Regions from separate parts of the Mus musculus genome. Here region 2 is linked to region 1. The links are chromatin loops, found by intact Hi-C in ENCODE. Cell type or tissue: left cerebral cortex. All regions are shown on one strand.

Region 1 (8,000 bases):
TTCTCTTACATTCCCGGATTCTAATGGGTCTATTAACTGAGAGTCTTCTCTAAACTCTGAAAGAAAACCCCAAAGCAGCTGTAATTACTATGTGGAGCCCCTTCCTGGGCATCTGAGAGGGGACTGACTGCTGATCAATGCTGGAACCCCGGAACAGAACAAATTGGTCCCACAAGCTGCGAGTGACAGCCTCTCTGAATGCAGCTGCTTTCTTCATTAGGCACCTAAAAATAGCCCCATCCTCACAGGCTGGTTTGCTGTGAGACTTCTGCCACATCCATTTGTCTGTTTCATTCAGAGTTTCGGTACGTCTCTGACACCCCGGTACTATTTCAGATGAAAAGTCCACTGAAGACGCGTTTCTTTGCCCCCACCTCCACCCTCCAGCACACCCTCCAGATCTCCAGGGCTATCCAGCGCTGTTGTGTACCAGGGAGGCTCTATGAATCTTCCTGCATCTTCGCCATCTCCATCTGTGTCAGCCAATTGCTAGGAAAGATCTACAACCGTTACTGTTTTTGTTTTTTTTTTTCCCCACCAAGGAAATGTTCATTACACATGTCCTTTTCTTTCTTTTGTCAGGGATGATGGCTCATGAAAAATTGGGTACAACTACGCCACCCTTTCCAGCTGACTTGAGGTTATATTAAGTTTTCCATTCAGACTTCACTGAGAAGAGACACGACTTCTTTGTCCTCTAAGGGCTGGTTGTGTGTGAGAGGCCAGTGCCTAGGCCTATTTCTGTGCCAACATCTAAATAAGATACAGGGGGCTGCGGAGATGGCTCAATGTCTATACAGCACTTGCTGTGAAAATGTGAGGACCTGGGTTCGAATCCCCAGAGCCCTGTTGAAAAAGAAAGCAAGATGCAGTAACATCAATTTGTAATCCCAGTGTAATCCCAGTGGAGCTAGCCACACATCTGTGTACGCTATGGGCTATCCCTGCCCTCCCCACCTTATCTCCTGGAAAAGTTGCCTTTGTATTTTCTTGGAGGTAGCACCATGGGTTGCAGGAAGGTGACTTCCTCGGGCAGTCGGTAGCAACCTTTATCCTTCTCACTTTCAGAATCCAGAGCACCGAGGAAACAAAGGGAGAAAAACCAAGATTGAATTAAATCAAATGGATGCTTTACACTATCCATTTATCCAAGTCTCCTCTTCCTGGACCCCCACGGCACAGGCCTACCTACCCACAATGGGAGGAATTACTTATAATTAAAATCCGGAAAAATAAACCTCCACCATAAGCTCAGCCACACTGTATGCACACTGGTATATATAACTGGATGAATTCAATGCCTTTAATAGGACTGAAAATCCTCAAGATGAGAGCTAATGTTGCTATGGAAACGTCGCATGCCTTAACTGCAGGACTCGGTTTAAATTTGCAAACTTAGTACCACATTAGCTTTTTTCATATTGGGTTTCTGGTTGATCTTTTTGGAAGATAAAAGAAGAAAAACAACATGTCCTGCTAGTTGCTCTTGTTACATTCACAGCTAAAGGAGAAGGTGGTTTGTAATCATCCATTGCTCCCCTACACATGCATATATATGTATATCCATATATATGCATGTGTATATATTATATATCATATATTATACATTACCCAAATGTGATACAGATTTCTCATATATTACCCATATGATATATTTTATACACACACATACACACCACACACATATCACACACACAAACACACATACTACCAGCACACACAGAAGGAAGCCACCACAAAGAGATTATGTAAGAGTTAGGCAGGGTGAAGGTTTTGTAGCTGAGCAAGATGAATTCAGCTTCAAGGTTTTCAAAAAATTCCCATGATTTTCTTGTTCTCATAGAATTATACGTCCAAAGCTTGGCTCAATCGCTAATGGCTCTTGCATTGAAAAGTCCTAATTTTCCAGAGCTCAGAGCCCTTTAGAGAATCACAAAGGCAAGAGCAAGAGAGCCCAAAGGGCTGACATTGCCTGCAGCCCTGTGCTCATTCACGGACACCGTGTACTCTGCCAAAAAACAAAATTGGGACCCGCAGAGAAGCAACAAGGAGAGAGCACCATTTGGGAAATCGCTCAGGTTATTATTATTCAGGAGATAGAGTGTCACTGTCCCCACCTCTTCTCCAGCCCCTGCCTGTTGCTGCTCTTGACCTGGCTCACGGTAATCACTGACAGCTCTAACAAACTGGCTGGCACTCTTCTGGCTTTATGGTCAGGGGGGGATATGGGGGCCAGAGTTCACCTTAACAACCTCACACCTCCCCTCCGTGTTCCCACCAAGGGGTGACAGCCAAGCCCACCCCACATGACTCTTGCAAGAAATGATAGAGATGACATATGCAAACCCCTGGGTACCTTGCCTAGAATCAAGGGGTACTTCAAGAAATCCTGCTTCCCTGCAGGTGAGAACCGTGCACTGTCAGAGTCTTTGGGGACACTGGAGAGGCATACTGGACTTGGTATGTGTCTGCTGGGGACACTGGAGAGGCACACTGGACTTGGTATGTGTCCGCTGAGTCTTTACGGATTCACAGATGCCCTTTCTTCTCTCACACCCCTCCTCCCCTTGGTTGGTTTTGATTGAATTCTGTTTCTAGTCTACTTACTCAGTCAATTATTTGTCTTGAGTGCTTTGGCTTCTTTTCTCCTAATATCCTAGTGGCTACCACAGGCCAGATATATTATGCATACTTAATTGGTGTAAGAGTGAGTTGGGGGGGGGGTGTGCATAATTTTACAGAGTCTCTAGGCTTTTCTTAGAATTCAATACAAAATTCTGTACAGAGCTTAGCAGAGGTGATTGGCATCCTGAAGCCCAAGCTTCCGGGGTTTTAGACCAGACCCAGCTTTGTCTGAGGAAGCAAGCTGGACCAAGACTCATCGTTTATTAGTCATTTCTAATTAACATTAGCCTGCTGTTCGCTGTGTGTGAACTTCAGCTGAACTAGCTGCAGCCTGACGTTCGGTCTCCCACCCGCTTCAAGTCCTATGCTAGGTCACCTTAGATCTGCTTCTTAAGATACTGACCAGCAGAGGAAGCCATTGCTCCCACAAGGTGTGTCCAGCCATCGTGGAGTGGACCGTCAGAAGGCTCTGCCCTCAATATGGAAAACCTGCAACCTTAGTTTCATTAGTGATAATCTATCCATTAGCCTTCCAGAGCTGTGAAAACTAAATCTCACAGCCTGGCTGATTTACACATTGCTTAATTATTTCCCAGAATTCTTGAGGAGGCTTGCAAGTCTAACGTCTATGGCTGATTTCTCCCGGCTGTCCTCAGGCGGCCTTCCTTCTGTGTGTGCAACAAGGGCAAGATTACTTTGCTGTCCCTCTTCTGATAAGCCGCTAGCCTTGTGGATCAAGGCCCTGCCAAGTCGGTGATCCTATTTCCGTATTGTTTATGTTCAAATGGCCAGGTGATCAAATGGCTTCACGTGAGCATAGAACACAGGTCTACTGCAGGGGAAATGGCTTCCTTGGCCTGTGATTCAGCTTTGCTTCCTAGCCTTTCCTTCCTTTTCTCGGCCTTACATGGCTTCTCTGCTCGCTTCCTCTCTTCTCCCTCCTTCTCCCTCTGCTCTTCTCTCCACCCTCCCTCTTCTTCCCTCTCCTCTCCCCCTCCCACTCGTCCCTCCTCCACCTTCAATGGTATACTTAAACCCAGTGGCCCCTAGTCCTTTCGATGGCACTCAGTGTCTGTGTCCAGTTTCCACAAATTGAAACGGTCGACTAATGGGTAAAGCACAGACAAGCAAGGAAAGCAGACTCGATTGGGAAGGGATGTTTGTGTGAAGGTAGGCGTCATGTCCAAGATATGTGGTGTTATTACAGAACTGTGGGGAAGAAGGGACCCCCTCCCCCCCCCCACCCCGCGCCCACTGGATCAGAGCCCTGTGTAGAGTAAGAAATACCTCATGTAATGTTTTTTCAAATCATCATGTAAATTGGAAGTATTGCTCAAATTAATTCTAATGAGGTTCGGGGTGGGGGTGGGGGGTAAAAAAGCAAAACAAAACAAGTAACAACCAAAACTCTTTAATAAAGTGTTCTAAAAAGAAAAAGGAGAAAAAAAAAAAAAGAAAGGGAAAAAGAAAAGAAAGAATTATCGCCCACTTCTGCACTTCCTGCTTTTGGCAGGGACTGGGAGTGGAAGTCTGAAAACACTGTGAGACAGTCTGTTCTCATGGTATTTCTAGCTGAGAACAGGAAGGAGGGGAACTCTGTGAGAGAGCCTGTTTTGCAGTGATTAGCAGGCCAAAGAAGTTTCGCTGGGCACCGAAGCTTGACAACCCCCGTGAGATCGTCACCTTTATTGGGTCAGCCTACGAGATCTTTGCCGGAAGCAGAGCTATCACCAAGGAGACAAGCAGCGCGTGACACTACTCCTAGGTGGCCACCTCTCTCTAGCCAGAGTTAGGCACCAGAGACGGAGATGGGACCCACTGTGGCCCCTACCCTTCCCTTCCCGAGCCTATGAGGGAGTTAGAAAGATAACGTATCCATAAATGAAAAAATATTTGGAAATCGAAACCGTGCACACTCTGCTATGCCAACTGGGCAGACAATGCTAGGTAGGTGCCCCTCCTTGCGCTGCGCAGGGCTCCCTGTGGGCTTGCATTTGTGCCCCACCCAACCTCGGTACTCTACCCGCTCCTTGCTGGAATAGTCTGCACCTTCAGGCAAAGCTCGTTTCTAGACTAATTGTCTTGCCCATCTCCAGTCACAACAGACTTCCCTGTGTGTGATGTCAATGAGTCACGGAGGCTGAGTCACGTTAGCAATAAGCACGGGATGATTAATGCCTATTGATTGGCTGGGCGTGCTGGAACCAGAATGATTCCAAAGTCTAGACGGGCTCGTACTGTCCCCTAATTACCTGCGTAGGGTTCTGTGCTCTGGTGCCTAACGCTGCAGTAGGCATTCCAGGGAACGCCCTATGGTCAGTATAACTCCAATTAGATGGCATAAATTCCCTGAAGGCATGTACCAATGATGTCTTTACAGGCAAGACCAATCCAGGGCTTAGAGGGAGAGGTCAGGTGTTTCTACCACGCTTTCTCTGAATGCTCAAGGAGGAAGGAGGGGGAAGGGATGAGATTCCCCCCTTCTGAGATCATCCTTCACTTATCATTGAGAATACTGCCTGGGAAAAGATTTTATTTGATGTTTCCCTTTGATGAATTGTACTGATAAAGATGTTCTCCTAACAAAGGACTCGAATTCCAAGCTTGGCTGAAACAGCCATTGCTATGTGTAATTAATTATTTAAACCCAGAGAGTATGCTTACACAGTGAGAAAGATAACATTTGCTAAGGGTCATTTCCACTTAGGGCCCGCCACAATGAATTTACTATGACTTTTGTTTTGTGGGGTTTTTTGTTTTGTTTTGTTTGTTTGCTTGCTTGCTTGTTTATTTCTAAAGAGTTTCACTAAGTAGCCAAGGATGGCCTGTTGATCCTCCTGCCTCAGCCTCCTTAGTGTTGGATTTATCCAGTTAACAATGATATTTTGAGTAATGTGGCGACTTGATATACCCAACCAAGTAAGAGGATGGAGGAAGGAGTTCAGGGTTAGCATAGATTTCAGGATATGTCTATGTTGACATTTTCCAGATCTCTGTGTAAACCTAGGGTGGCTTCATGACTTTTTTTATCTTTCATGCTGGGGATATGGTAACTCAGAAGATGCACACATGAGAACACCATGCCTGTGTCAGGCAGTACAGAGAGTAATACACCCAAATGGTACAAGAAGGTGAGAGAAACAGGAGATAAGTATAAAACTCGGCGGTCCTTAGCATCCCAGATCAGACTGCTGACTCAGGACTGGCTTGTCTGGTGGGTTGGTTTGGTTGCTGTTTTAAAATAACATATCTTTAGAAAACTACATACATGTTCATTGTAGTAGATATAGAACTGAGACTGGAACAAAGGTGAATGTCTATGTCATTCAGAGGCGACCTATTGATCTTTATCACTGAAGTCAGTTTTTGGAGCACCTTATGCGTGTACAAGTAACAACAGGATCCCTTTGCATTGTTGGTCTTCACAATCTGCAGGTTCAGCATTGACAGATTTCACCAACCCTGGAAGGAAATGTTGGGAAAGAGATTGTGTCTGCACACTGAACATGCACAGATCCACTCCCACCCCGTCATCTCTAAACAATGCAGTATGACAAATGTTTGCATAGCATTTGCATTGTATTAAGCCATTGTGAGGAACTTAGAGATTAGTTAAAATATGTGAGAGGGTTAGAAACTCAGTTCAGGGGCAGAGCACTTACCTAACACACATGAGACCCTTGGTTTGAGTCCCAGCACCACACACACAGACACACTCACACACAGACACACACACTCATACACAGACACACACACTCAGACACAGACACACACACTCAGACACAGACACACAGACACACACATTCATACACAGGCACACACACACACTCACACACATATACACACAGAAACACAGACACATACACACACACACACACACATAGACACATAGACACACACTCATACACAGACACACACACACTCATACACAGACACACACACTCATACACAGATACACACACTCAGACACAGACACACACACAGACACACACATCATACACAGGCACACACACACTCACACACATATACACACAGACACACAGACACATACACACATACACACTCACACACACAGACACATAGACACACACTCATACACAGACACACACACACTCATACACAGACACACACACACTCATACACAGACACACACACACTCACACACTCATATATGGGAGAGTGGATATGGTGGTTTGAATGGCCCCTATAGGCTCGTAGATTGGAATGATTGGTAACTAGGGAGTGGGCCACTTTGATAGGATTAGAAGGATTAGGAGGTGTGGCCTTGTTGGAGGAAATGTGTCACTGGGAGTGGGCTTTGAAGTTTTAAAAGCCCATACCAGGCCCAGGTTCTTCCTCTGATTGTAGATCAAGATATAGCTCTCAACTACTTCTCCAGCACCATTCCTGTCTGCTGCTATGCTCCCTGCCTTGATGATAAGAGACCAAGCCTCTGAAACGGTAACCAAGCCCCCAATTAAATGCCTTCGTTTAAGAGTTGCTATTGGATGGATCACACGGCCCCCAATGGAGGAACTAGAGAAAGTACCCAAGGAGCTAAAGGGATCTGCAACCCTATAGGTGGATCAACATTATGAACTAACCAGTACCCCGGAGCTCTTGACTCTAGCTGCATATGTATCAAAAGATGGCCTAGTCGGCCATCACTGGAAAGAGAGGCCCATTGGACACGCAAACTGTATATGCCCCAGTACAGGGGAACGCCAGGGCCAAAAAAAAAAAAAAACGGGAATGAGTGGGTAGGGAAGAGGGGGGGGGTAATGGGGGACTTTTGGTATAGCATTGGAAATGTAATTGAGGAAAATATGTAATAAAAAAAAAGAGTTGCCTTGGTCATAATGTCTCTTCAAAGCAATAGAATATTGACTAAGACAATGGATGTGGATTACATTATATTAAAAAAAAACAAACCACCTCATCAATTTATATAAGGGACTTGAACATCTGTACGCTTTGGTATCTGTGGGGCCTAATTAGATTTAACCTTCTGTAGCTATGGAAAGACTGACATTTATACTCATTTACAAATCTTTGGTTCCCATCAAACAATAGCCCGTGATTCTTTCCCTACATAATTTGAAGTCCTTCTTCGAGCTACTTTGTAATGGTGTCATAATGTACTGTCTAGTGGCTACACCACATTGCATGTGTTGAGTCTCCTAGACTAGGAATGAAGAATTGTTTTTGGCCTACTACTATTATGCACAATTTTGGAATGAACATAATTGTCGTCAAGTATTCACACATCTCCTTGATGATTTCCTTAGGAGAGACCCCAAGAAGTGAAATGGCAACATTATAGGTATGGCTACCAGAATAGGTAAATAAAAATTGCTATATATTTAAGCAACCCT
Region 2 (8,000 bases), 55 kb after region 1:
ATGAGACAGGGAGAGGGAGATAGAGAGATAGAGGTAGAAAAGTGGAGATAGATAGATAGATAGATAGATAGATAGACAGATAGATAGATAGACAGATAGATAGATATGTAAGTAGGTGAATAGATATGTAGATAGATAGATAGATAGATAGATAGATAGATAGATAGACAGATAGATAGAAGATAAATATGTAGGTAGGTGAATAGATAGATATGTAGATAGAGATAGATAGATAGATAGATAGATAGATAGATAGATAGATAGATAGATAGATAGATAGACTTTTTATATTAGAGGTACTCTGGTCTGGTCCACCTGTAGTTATTTGTGGCTGTACCAAAGGGGAAGAGATGGCTGGAGATGAGAGGTTCACAGAGGGCTCACAGACCACACTCCGTCCACTCTTGCATCCGTGTAGGTAGCTGAAAGTACTCCTATTGACCTGCCTGAGTTAATCAATGTCTCTTCTCCCAGTCCCTCCACCTGGAGGCGTGTTCATGGGAAGTGGAGTGACTGAGGAGGTAGTGGTCAGGAAGAGGAAGAAAACCAGAGCCCCAAATTGATTAAATGGCTCCCATATGACCACCAGCTTGTGGGGAGATGGAAGGTGGTTTTAAACCCCCCATAGATCTCGGTTGACAGGAGTCTCCCGTCACAGGTCAGATCTGCCTCTCTCAACACAGGGAAATGAGTGAGCAGCTATTTTTGGATTGTTTACTTCTTGTCTGTTAGGATGGTGCTGCCTAGAAGTTTGAGAAGAGTCTTTTTGTGGTACTAATGGAAACACCTATTGATCACACGAAGAAACGAGAATCAGATCCACTTTGCAGGTCTTTTAAAGTACCATAAACTCACCAGGCCTCTTGTGGTGTTCCACAACGACAAGGTAGCATTTGGACAGATTTTCCAACATTTTGGAACCTTTTTTTTAAACAAAACAAAACAAAAAAACAAATGTGTGTTGCCACATGAGTGCTTTTCAATCACCTTGCCATTTTTAAAGTTCTTGAAGTGAAAGGAAAGAAATTCTAAGTGTTTATCATCGAGACTCTTAGGGCCACTTAGCTGGGAAATATTGCAGACCTAACACAACCATAGTCAGCCTTTCCAAGACAAGGGGGATAAAGAGGTCCACTTGGGTGCCCTCTGATGAGTAAACAAACAGACAAAAACAAGTAAACAAACAACCTCCCCACCCCAGTTCTGCATCTGAATTATTTACTGACATTCAAGCTCTGCTAGCCCTTTTGACACTCCTGTGTGATTCTTCGTTGTCCCGAGCTTTCTGGATTTTACTATTCCATGCTGACCACGCCCAGTGAGAGGACTGGCACCCATACTCAGTCAAAAGAGAAAGTCCACCACATTAAGCAGGAATAAATGGAAAAATTTTGTGTATAGATTATAAGGGCCTGGTAGAGTGTGACCTTTAGCAAGTTGGGGGGACCATGGGAACACTGTGGACAGTGAAAGATCCCTGCTGAGAGTTTAGGGCATGAAGCCCTCTTCTAGACTATCTTTCTTCCTCTCTGTGATCTCGCAAGGAAGGTGAGATGATATTACTATCCCACTGTTATTTCTCAGGTTTGGAGATGGTGTGGTTTTGCTAGACTGGGTACTGTCAAGGATAAAACTGAATCTCTGATCCAAGCAGTAAGTGGTTGTGACAACTAGTGTTGATTTTCAATTTGACAGGATTTGGAATCACCGAAGAGACAGATCTTCCAGCACACTGGCGAGGGATTATTTAAAGCAGTGTAGTCTCTGGGCATGACCGTGAGGGATTTTTCTTGATTAAGTTATTCAAGAGGGGGAGAACCATCCTAAAACTGAGCTTGTGTCCTGGTCTGCATAACAGAAAGGGGAAGCTTAGCATAGGTATTCACTACCCTGCTCCCTGACTGTAGATGCAATATGACCAGCTACCTCAAAGTCCTGACACCCACACCCCCTCACCATGATGGAGGTGGGATTCCTTTCTCTTGTGAATTGGTTTCATCATGATGTTTTATGACCATAACAGGAAAGGAAGTTAACTCATTGGTGTTTGAGAAATTTGATAAAGAAGTAAGTAGCTTGAAGTTTATTTTTAATTAATCATTTTATTCATTTACATTTCAAATAATATTCCCCTTCCTGGTAGCCCCTCCACAACCCCCCCCCCCATTTTGCCTTCCTTCCTCCCCCTCCCCTTTGCCTCCACCCACTCACCCATTCCAGTGTCACTGTTCTAGCATCCCCCTACGCTGGGGCATCAAGCCTCCATAGGAACAAGGGCCTCCCCTCCCATTGGTGTCAGATAACGCCATGCTCTGCTCTATATGTATCTGGAGCCATGGATCATTCCATGTATACTCTTTGATGAGTAGTTTAGTCCCTGGAGCTCTGGGCGGTCCAGTTAGTTGATATTGTTCTTCTTATGGGGTTGCAATCCCCTTCAGCTCCTTTAGTCCTTCCCCTAGCTCTTCCATTGGGGTCCCCAGCTCGGTCCAATGGTTGGCTGTGAGTATCTATCTGCTTCTGTATTGGTCAGGTACTGGTAGAACCTCTCAGGAACAGCCATACCAGGCTCCTGTCAGCAAGGGTTTCTTGGCATCAGTAATAGAGTAAGGGTTTGGTATCTGCAGATGGGATGGATCCCTAGGTGGGGTGGTCTCTGGATGGCCATTCCTTCAGTCTCTGTTCAAAGGAGGGAATCCTTTAACACCAGCTGAAGAAATCCATGCAATGGATTTTAAAGTTAGACATCTAAAAGGATTAACTCCCAGGACAATGGTTTGACTTGTTATGAGTCTCTGTGATGAAAGAGAGGAGGAGATGGTCTCTGGAGCTAAAAACAGGTGCCAAGCCTCCACGAGTCTTTCTCTTCCTCTGACAGATCCATGAGTAATTGACTTCATTTACCAAACAGGCTGAGCACAACGTAAAATTATGCTACTCATCTGAACTGAAAAATCTCCTCTGTTTTCCTGCATAGTCTCAGAGCGCCATGTGTGAGAGAACGCGACAGAATAGAAACTGATTATGCAAAATGAGAGAGAGGAGAGAGAACTGCATCTCTTGGTGGCATGTGGCAGCCTGGCGGGGAAGGCAGAGCCCAGGGACATTGGGTGCTATCTCTGACGACCATGTGTCACAAGCTGAGTGGCAGGATGGAGCTAGGATATGGGCTTATGTGTCCTTCCACACAGCCCTCTATGTTGTGTACGAGTTACACACAGGTGTTCCTCACACTTTCAGAGAGGCATCTGAGGGGCGACTCAAACACCCACGTGAAGGTAAGGAGGACCACACTATTCATTATTTCTTTTTTTTTTCCCCTGCTTTGTGGCGTTTTTCCCAGAGTCTCCATTCTGGTCTTTACAGCTCCTTCTAGAGATTTGAATATTCCTTAAGAACCCAGCCCACTCAGCACAGCAATTGCAAGAGCTTTGAAGAGGACGGAAGAGGTTACTTGATTACATAGAGAGGTGATAAGGAGGTGGCAGCACTCTGAGAGTCTAGACAGAACAGGGAATCAAAGTGATGGTCTAAAGATAAGCCTGATTGTTCAGGATGTCTACCAAACCAGTGCGAGCCTAGGAGCTATCCAGGGTCCTGGCTTCCTCCTCCCTCACCTCAGGGTCTTGCTGCGTTGGAGGCTAGAGCAAATCCCTGCTGTGGGCGTGGCTTCAGCTTGAATTCATTCCAGCTTGCTTCCCCTTTCAGTGTTCTGCTAGACCTCAGTGATCCCAGAACCAACCACTTGCAAGCCTCGGGCTTCATCTGATTTGGATAGCCAGCTCCATCTGATGCCACCTGCACTGTGGTGTTAATTAAGAACAGGCGGTTTCCTGGACATTTCTCAGTAACTGTATTTACACAGGGACACACACACACACACACACACACCCCACAGGTGCTCACATCATTAGGCTGTGCTGTATTTTTAGATACATTTTTGCATAAGCACACTGCACTGAACTCATGTACAGCAAATAGATCATGCCTTAATACCTGACCTCTCCCCAAAGTTTGTGTATATATATATATATATATATATATATATATATATATATATATATGACTGAATTCAGAAACTAATAAAACTCAGCATACAAAATCCTGTGCCCTGGAGGAAGGTTTGAAGACCTATGTAAGGAAATCTGTATACTGATGCCTAACTGTAATCATGGCTATAAAGAAGTACCACAAAAAGTGTCATGATCTCAAGGCTGGCACTTTGACTACAGGCATTTGATTCTCTGCCCCTTTATCACCTTCTGAATTGACGACAGGATTCTAAGGACCATGTCTCAGGGCATAGGGACTTGCCTTATTCAGATCTTGGAAAATCTGAACACTAAAATAATTAAGCAGAGTAAGAGATCACAAGCCACTGGGGGTGGGCGGGGCGGAGATTACAAAACCACCTGTCCATGCTGAACCTAAGGGGAAAGGTAATTCAAGGAGAAGAAAGCATTCTTCCTTATTGCCAAGTCTCCAAGACCAATTGGTAAACACCATCATTTTGTAAGCATTATGTTAAAGACTGGAGCAGACAGAAGTGTCACTGAATGCTAAGTCCCATGGGGAAACTTTGAAAAGCAGGATATTTTCACGGTTTAAAAGTGTACGTGTGTGGGAAGAAGAGTTTTCTGAAATACAGAAATGTTGGCTGGCAGTACCGGGGAACAGGTTGGCCATACCGGGCCCGAGGGAAAACTGGGTCGGCCCCAGACTCCTTCTTCATGGTCTTAAAATACAGGAGATATTGGAAGTGAGAGCCAAAGGCTGTAGAGAGGGGTGGTGATTCATGAATTCTATATGAAGCCAGATCATTGTTCTGAGAAGGGAACATAATGTTATTTTAAGCTATGCAATGACTTAAAAAAATATACAACTCATGGATTCTTTTTGACAACGACTCTAGGTAACTGAGTGACTAACCAAAGAAAACACTCAGGAATGCAGACATTGCTGGCACAGAAGTGCTACAAGGGAGCATTTAAACCGTCGAAACAAGAGTTTCTTTAACACTTTGAAGAATCTTTGAGGGAACCGAGTGCAAGATGTCATCGGTACTTGCAAAAAAAAAATTCTCAGCATGAAATAGTATTGATGCTATTAATGCCGTGTTAAAACAAGGAAGTGAAATATAAATTTGCATATTAACTCACCAAAATTTGGGGATTTAAGGGGAAAGAAGAGAGAAGTATATATTGATCGCAGTGCTTTGTGGGAGGTGGTATGAGTCACGAGACTGACAGGAAGGAGATGGCTCTCTCCAGTGCTGTAACTGGTGAGCGTTTGATGAAGCTGTGCTTAGGGTCTCATGGGATCTGGTGGGAGATGATGAATCACGCTAAGCGCTGTCACAGCAGGTGATTATAGCCAACTCCTAGGCCCTAAAGCACTGGTTCTCAAGCTTCCTAATTATTGTGACTTTTTAATACAGTTCCTAATGTTGTAGTGACTCCCCAACCGTAAAATCATCTTCATTGCTACTCCATAATTCTAATTTTGCTCTTGATATGAGTTATAATGTAAATATCTGATATGCAGGATATCTGATATGTGACCCCTGAAAAAGGGTCATGTGACACCCCCCAAAAGGGCCAAGACCCACAGGTTGGGACCTTAAAGGGTCTCAGGGAAGGAGAGAGTGCTGTAACTATGGGAACTGTGGCTTTAGCCATGACTTCATGAGAGCAATTACCTTAAGAGCCATCTTTAGGAGAAGAATATGGCACTGCCCACCCAACATCCTTCAGGAAGGGAGGTAGGAGGTGGTTACACTGGGTTTTCTTGCTTCACATTCTCCATCATCTGCCAGAGGCTACCAGTGGCTGAAGTCAAGGGGACCCTGTGGTTGAGGAATCCTACTGAAAACCCTAGAGGTCAGTCTCTGAGCCATCAGGATTTCATGAGTAACCACAGGACATTCAACATTGACAACAGATACCTTGATTGGGGTGAACGTTTTACTAGAGATATAGAGGAGATGAGGCAAATCAACTTGTCATGTAGTGTATTTCCTACTTCAGGAACTTAAAATTCATCCACATTCTAAACCTTGTAAGAACATTAGCGAAAAGTCCGTTTAACCCTATTCATTTTGAATATCTAAAACATATTTCATGGTGGACTCTGTCATTAGTGACAACTCTTCATACCCATGGAACTTTGGGAAATACAATCCTAACAGGTTCAAACATGTACTCTATACTCTACCAATCACAACTAATAAAAATTCATAAAGCAAAAAATAAAATAAAAAGATCCTCTAAAATTAAAAATCCTCATTGTGTTAAGCCAAAATATAAAGGATACAAGTCCTTTAGTAGAAAACAAAAGATGCTAAAAAGTTCAATTTCTAAAGAATGGAGTCAGCAAGAACTATATTTCAAATTTTACAAAAGCACCCATGTATTAGGAATTACATGTAAAGGAGTATTATTTGGGAGTGTACCAAAGTCTCTTGCTTTGGGATTTGCCTTTGCTTGGGCATGAAGATGTTCAAAGGAGATGAAAAGACCATTGTTGAAATGGAAGGGGAACATGAATGCTGAATTTCTAACATTTGCATCTAGAGATTTTAGCTGTATTGCTATGGAAAAGCATTGCGCTGTCTTTATACATCTCTCTCCTAAACATAGCAAGAGGTAGAGCTGGTGGGCCATTTTCACATCGTGCTTAGACTCCAGAGAAGAAGCATTTAATACAGAGGGAGTGCAAAGACAAGAAAGGCCATCCCTCTTGGTTCCCCAAAATGGGGAGAGAGTAGGGGTGGTGGAAATGGGAGACTTGGGCGGCACAAATGCGTCCTGATTCCCAGGCAGAGCACTGATTTGGGGGTGGGGGTAAGAGGATAAGGGATTGAGACTCTGTCTCCCTAGCAAGCTGAGGGAGACCCAGGAAACTAAATTTAAACACATTATGTTGGTAAGCAAATGAAGGGACTTAGTTTAGCTACATAGTAGTTCATGGGTTATGGACAGGATAGAGAGTTTCTAATATGCCCTATGGAGAGATGCCATAGGTAGCTAAGGGTACTATGTAGGGCAACCTGCCTCACTGGGTCTTTCTTTGTACCATGGCCTTCTCTTGAGGAGTATGAGGCTAGTGGTCAATCCTGAAGGAAAAGTGGGAGTGTTCATCAGAACACTTAGTCGTCTTGGGCCAGTGGGAGCTTAAAGCCCCACCATCAAGGGCAGGAGGGTACAATGCTTCAACTGTAGCACAGTATCCAGGAGATACTGTTGGGATCATTGTTCCCTAGCATTGACCAGTGATAACTCACAAGTCATCCGATCCCTATATTCACAGCCTTTACAATTGTGAGGATGTGGAAGACAGATTATGCACTCAGACGCTGTTTTGGAGTGGATATGGAAGGATATAGTGACCAACTATCCCCATTTGCCTGGGGCTGAGTGGCCAGGATGTGGGGATTTTAGTGCTCATACTGAGACACATATGAACACATATGAAACCAGTATAAGCCTATTACCCTACATGGGTAGCCATAGTCTGAAAGGTTGGATGCTATTTTCTCATATAGACTCAGCCTGAGGTGCTTGGAGACCATTTGAACTGATATACTGGAGTGATTCACCCAAATTGGGCTGCCATTTATTTTCTGGTCTTCCTGGTTCCATTCAGCTCTTGAGTACTAGAAGAGCAATTGCAGACCCATGAATGTCATTACACAACTGAAAGCAATAAAATAGAGCATGCAAAAGAAAAATCTATCCCCACAACAGCAAAAGTAAATAGTGTGACATAAAATATAAGAACAGCTTCTGGAGGAGGAATTTGTACAGAATTCACCATCCACCATGACAAATAGAGAATCACAGCTAAGACGGGCAGGCAACAGGGAGTGTCAGAGTGTGGCTTCCCACGCCCCACGACTTCTGAAGTTGATAACCTGGAGAGGTTGGCTGGCCAGAGTACCACAGCTTAAACCCAGCAGTTCTCTGAGACAACCAAAGGTTGAAGACCAGATACAATTTGTA

What was found. Peaks named below come from ENCODE experiments on the same cell type or tissue, not always from the same donor. Only the 100,000 strongest peaks of a DNase experiment are listed, where the experiment ranks them.
Region 2: it touches region 1 in a loop (4-fold over the local background); 4 of 42 quality-filtered maps call a loop at or near these places.

Annotation. Positions count from the first base shown.
Region 1 is chr13:46,038,952-46,046,951 of GRCm38, forward strand. No RefSeq gene overlaps it. Among named protein-coding and RNA genes, the nearest start is that of Gm45949, 18 kb to the right of the region's middle. In left cerebral cortex, no CTCF peak of the experiment used is centred here; DNase peaks (open chromatin) are centred at 165, 1,314, 1,777, 1,936 and 3 more places; H3K4me3 peaks cover 418 bases; H3K27ac peaks cover 2,335 bases.
Region 2 is chr13:46,093,572-46,101,571 of GRCm38, forward strand. No RefSeq gene overlaps it. Among named protein-coding and RNA genes, the nearest start is that of Gm45949, 36 kb to the left of the region's middle. In left cerebral cortex, no CTCF peak of the experiment used is centred here; DNase peaks (open chromatin) are centred at 2,973, 3,362, 4,693 and 5,246; H3K27ac peaks cover 1,837 bases.